Regions from separate parts of the Homo sapiens genome. Here region 2 is linked to region 1. The links are chromatin loops, found by intact Hi-C in ENCODE. Cell type or tissue: GM12878. All regions are shown on one strand.

The links. Hi-C counts contacts between places; a loop is a spot of excess contacts. Peaks named below come from ENCODE experiments on the same cell type or tissue, not always from the same donor. Only the 100,000 strongest peaks of a DNase experiment are listed, where the experiment ranks them.
Region 2: it touches region 1 in a loop (2.5-fold over the local background); 2 of 110 quality-filtered maps call a loop at or near these places.

What each region holds. Positions count from the first base shown.
Region 1 is chr16:9,906,322-9,908,821 of GRCh38, forward strand. The region is part of intron 3 of GRIN2A (glutamate ionotropic receptor NMDA type subunit 2A); the gene reads right to left. Among named protein-coding and RNA genes, the nearest start is that of GRIN2A, 270 kb to the right of the region's middle. In GM12878, no CTCF peak of the experiment used is centred here; no DNase peak of the experiment used is centred here; H3K27ac peaks cover 805 bases.
Region 2 is chr16:9,839,917-9,842,416 of GRCh38, forward strand. It overlaps GRIN2A (glutamate ionotropic receptor NMDA type subunit 2A), which reads right to left. Exons shown (of 13, transcript NM_001134407.3): 6 at 1,020-1,188; 7 at 731-884. Among named protein-coding and RNA genes, the nearest start is that of GRIN2A, 340 kb to the right of the region's middle. In GM12878, no CTCF peak of the experiment used is centred here; DNase peaks (open chromatin) are centred at 1,255 and 1,645; H3K4me3 peaks cover 494 bases; H3K27ac peaks cover 2,007 bases.

The DNA of each region.
Region 1 (2,500 bases):
CCACTCATGGTATCCCAGTAAAGTCTTGTGATTTTCCACTTCTTAGCTTTTGTTCCTACACCTCCCTCCACTGGAAATGCAGTCATAGCTGTTGTTTCTGGTTACTTTCATTTCCTGATAATAGATCTTCCCCCACGAACCCTGGAGGGCATCTCTGGCCACAGAGATTGGTTCAGGGATCGGTACGTGACTCAATCTCATTCAAACACATTTCTTCTCTGGGAATTTTTTATTGCAACTAGAAGGGATCACTGTCTTTCTGGATTAAAAAAGTATGTGAATCAATACTTAGTTTAGATGAGTTCATTCCCTATCTCCTGGAGGCAAACAACTCACCTTAACAGGGAGAAATATGGAAAGGAGAGGAAGACCTGAAGACACCGTTTGAGCCTGGATCTAGACACGCAAGATAACAAGTCCATCCTTTCTAGTTGAATGGACCAATAAATCATTTTGCACTTTTTTGTGCCTAAGTTAACAAGAATTTACTTTCTCTCAGTGAAAATCACAAATTTTTGTTTTTGTTTTGTTTTGTTTTCAAGATAGGGTCTTGCTGTGTTGCCCAGGCTGGAGTGCAGTGGCACAATCACAGCTCACTGCGGCCTCAACCTCCGGGGCTCAAGTGATCCTCCTACCTCAGCCTCCTTAGTAGCTAGGTAATTTCTGTATTTCTTGTAGACAGGGTTTCACCACATTGCTCAGGCTGGTCATGAACCCTTGGACTCGAGCAATCTGCCCACCTTGGCCTCCCAAAGTGCTGGGATTACAGGCATGAATCACGATGCCTGACCACAAAAGTCTTGTTTTTCTATTCAGCCATCGAAGGACATTTAGGTGTTTTACAGTTTGGGGCAATTATGAAAAGAGATTATAAACATTTGTGCACAGGTTTTTGTGTGACCATAGGTTAAATACCTAAGAGTGAGATCGTTGTATGGATAAACAATGAAATACAATATGGGAATACAAACAATGAATTATAGAAACACAGAACAGCTTGAATGAATTGCAGAGGCATTCTACTGATTGACGGAAGTGACCCTCAGAAGGTTACACACTGTATGATTCTATCTTATATGACATTCTCCGAAACCCAAAACTACAGACACAGAGAAGAGATCAGTGATTGTGTGACTAGAGCAGAAAGTGTGGCTGTAAGTAGACATGTAAGGGATTTTGGGGGCTGGTGTGATGGAACGGCTCTGAATCCTGATTGCAGTCATGATTATACGAATCTGTGTGCCAAGAATCATACAGTCATGCCTCCAACAGTCAATTTTACTAGATATTATTTTTAAAAATAAAATTTAAAATTTTCATTAAAAAATAAAAGAAAATAAAGCAAAATCACAAGTCTCATTTAAATACAAAGATCTGTCTCGCCTAAATATTCACATGTTCAAATCCTCCAAAACTGAGCAGAGAGTCCACCTTTTCCCAAAAGGCTCACTGAGCTTCCAGCCTCCACTCCCTCCTCAAAACTCCCCTCACTTCCTCTGCAGCTCCATTTCCACCTTAGAGTTTTTCAAACACATACATTCTCTTCTTTGCTGGAGGGTAAGCTCCCGGGAAACAGGGATCATGTCTGAGCCCTCGCTGCGTGCCCTCACCCCTGCACAGTGTCTGGCATGTGGTAGGCGGTCAGTGACCATTTGCTGAATGAGCAGGAGCAGATTTTCATCTGGCCGGAGCTGGAGTCCTGAGCAGCGTTGAGAATGTCCCGGTGTGCTGGATGGCATGTGAGAACCATCAGGACAGAGTTCACTGTATTCTGGCCTAAATAGAGGTCTGAACTCTGCCGGGCCTCATAATGAAACTTGACAGCACTATGTACATTAGCAGTAATAATGTTTCACACCCGGACATGGATTTCTGGTGTGGAAATGTGTCCCCTAAAAGACTAAGCTCTGCAAGTCCCAGTCACTGCTCTGATATTCATATCTTCATCCATAATTGCAAGGTCACCCTCTTGGTGGGAGAAGAGAATGATGTGTTTACCACCTAAAGGGCAAAGGAACTGCTGGGTGGAGGAGGAGTTTTGTTTTGTTTTGTTTTGTTTTTCTGTATAAATGGTAAAAAGAATATAGCTTTTTTTTCTTTTTACTATAGTCCTTCTTCCAGTTTTTTTTCCCAAATAGCTATAAAGGGTTAATCTTACAACTACAGAGAAATAATTGTGGGGAGAGTAGGAGGAAGAGAAAGAGGGAACAAAGGAGGAGAAAGAGGAAAAGAAGAGAAGTCAAAGAGAAGAAAACCCAGGGGAAGAAGGAGAAGAAGAAGACAGACCAACAGGAGAGTAAAGGGAGAAGTGTGGGAAAAGGAAAAGGGCTGTTTTCTTACACTTGATAATGAAACAAAATGGAGTTTGAAGCCCAGCAGAGCCCTTCAGGAAAGCTGGCCAGGGCTGTGTGGGAGGAGATCCTCACGTCAGTACGATGAGAGCAAGAGAGAGTGGCAAGATGGATTGCGTCCAGAGCTGGGCGAGCAGCAAACAGGAAGG
Region 2 (2,500 bases), 66 kb before region 1:
GAGTTTGATATCAGTCTGGCCAACATGGCGAAACCCCATCTCTACACAAAAATTAGCCAGGCATGGTGGTGGGCACCTATAATCCCAGCTACTGGGGAGGCTGAGGTGGGAGAATTGCTTGAACCCAGGAGGCAGAGGCCGCAGTAAGCCAAGATCATAACACTGCACTCAAGCCTGGGCAGCAGAGCTAGACTCCATCTCAAAAAAATAAACTGTCTGAGATTGGGTAAATTTATAAAGGAAAGAGATTTAATTGACTCACAGTTCCACATGGCTGGGGAGTCCCCAGGAAACTTACAATCATGGCAGAAGAGGAAGCAGACACGTCTTACATGGCGGCATGTGAGAGAAGTGAAGCGAAGGGGGAAGAGCCCCTTATTAAACCCCTTATAATAATAATAATATAATGAGAGCCCCTTATTAAACCGTCAGATCTCATGAGAACTCACTCATTATCACAAGAACAGAAGGGGAGAAACCATCCCCATGATCCCGTCACCTCCCATCAGGTCTCTCCCTCAACAGCTGGGGATTACAATTCAAGATGAAATTTGGGTGGGGACCCAAAGCCTAACCCTTTCATAGGATAATTCAAATGCAGCATCCTCTGAAATATGCTGCCATGGCCAAACAGAGCTAAACAAGTTCCTTTCTGGTCCCATCCTCTGAGCAAACAAGATTTCCTACAATTCCTTATAGGAAAGCAATAGTCACTATGAAATTCACACACCTAGAAAAGCAGAAGGTGAGACGGTGCCATTACTTCTTGAAACCATGACACTGATTCCCGTTTCCACAAAGGGCACAGAGAAGTCCACCACTTCAGAACGTTCCTCATTGATGGTGAGCGAGCCAACTGCCATGACTGCCCGTTGATAGACCACCTGGATGCAAGGCAAAAAAAAAAAAAAAAAAAAGAGAGAGAGAGAACAACAGTACTTTACTTTTCCTGCTAACATTCCTGAGGACTGCAGGCCCTTTGTCTGAGTAAGAGCCTAGGGGATGAAAAGATAACTTACTTCACCGATCATTCCATTCCACACATTGTTAACTTTCTTGCCATGCTTCCCATTGGTCACCAGATAGAGGTCGTAAGTAAACTTCACAGTTCTGGAAAGCTTCTTCAGAATATCAATGCAGAACCCCTTGCAGCATTTCTTCACATTCATCCCCTCATTGGTTGAATTGCTGTAAAGAAAAACCCCAAGACCACAGAATGTTAGCACTGGAAGGTTTGTTCACAATCATTAGCTGTACTCTTCTCCTATTTTTCAGATGAGTAAACTGAAGTTTAAAAGGGGAAGTGGCTTTCCCAAGGACACACTGTGAGTACATGACAGCAAAAGCAGAAAGTGTCCTTAATTATAGCAGTTATCATGACAAGAACTAACACTTATTGAGTAATTACTATTTGCTAAGCACTATCCTAAAGGCTTCATACTAATTGTTGAATTAATCTTCATGACATTTTCTGAATTAGTTGATATTTGTACACCCATTAAACAGGTAAAAATTACCAACTCTTAAATTTTTAAGAGTTTATAACATACACAACTTTAGACTAGAGTTTAGTCATCAGATCTAAACTGAGTCATAAAAACTTACTAGAGAATGGAAGAGAGGAGGATGTGAAATTCTCAGAGAAAGCAAGGTTTTGCTTCATTCTATAATTACAGAGGCTTGAAACCAAAGGGGAGAAGTGAAGGTACCCAGACAACACCTCAGCCAAGAATCAGGAGACCTGGGTTCTATTCCATGCCTGATTTTGTGCACTGAACTTCTCTTGATAGAGCCAAATGTTACATGAGGGCTCATTAATAACATCTTCCCTACCTACCTATGTGACATGTAGTATAAAAGGAGACACTTCTAAAAGCAAGGTCCTTGATCAGGTAAAGACCCCATTAAAATTTAAACTATCTTAAAGGCTATTGTATACTCTACCAAGGCTACACTTACTGTTTTGTACCAGCCACCTTGCTGTATTCACCTGAACAAGACATATTCAAAGGACACCCAGGCAAACCAGAAAAATACCTTTAAAAAGAAAGGAGGCCGGGTATGGTGGCTCACACCTATAATCCCAGCACTTTCGGAGGCTGTGGCGGGTGAACACCTGAGGTCAGGAGTTCAAGACCAGCTTGGCCAGCATGGCGAAACCCTGTCTCTACTAAAAATACAAAAATTAGCCAGGCATGGTGGCAGGCACCTGTAGTTCCAGATACTCAGGAGGCTGAGGCATAAGAATCACTTGAACCCAGGAGGCGGGGGCTGCAGTGAGCCAATATCATGCCGTTGTACTCAAGCCTGGGTGACAAGAGTGAAACTCTGTCTCCAAAAAAAAAAGAAAAAAGAAAAGAAAGAAAGGAAACACTGGTCTATCCAACGGATAGCAAAAAGTACTTAGACAATTCACATAAGATCAAAGCCTTTCTTCTGGGCAATATGCTTGATTAATGGACATCCCATTAGCTCAACCCTGTCTTTGAGTTATGCATTT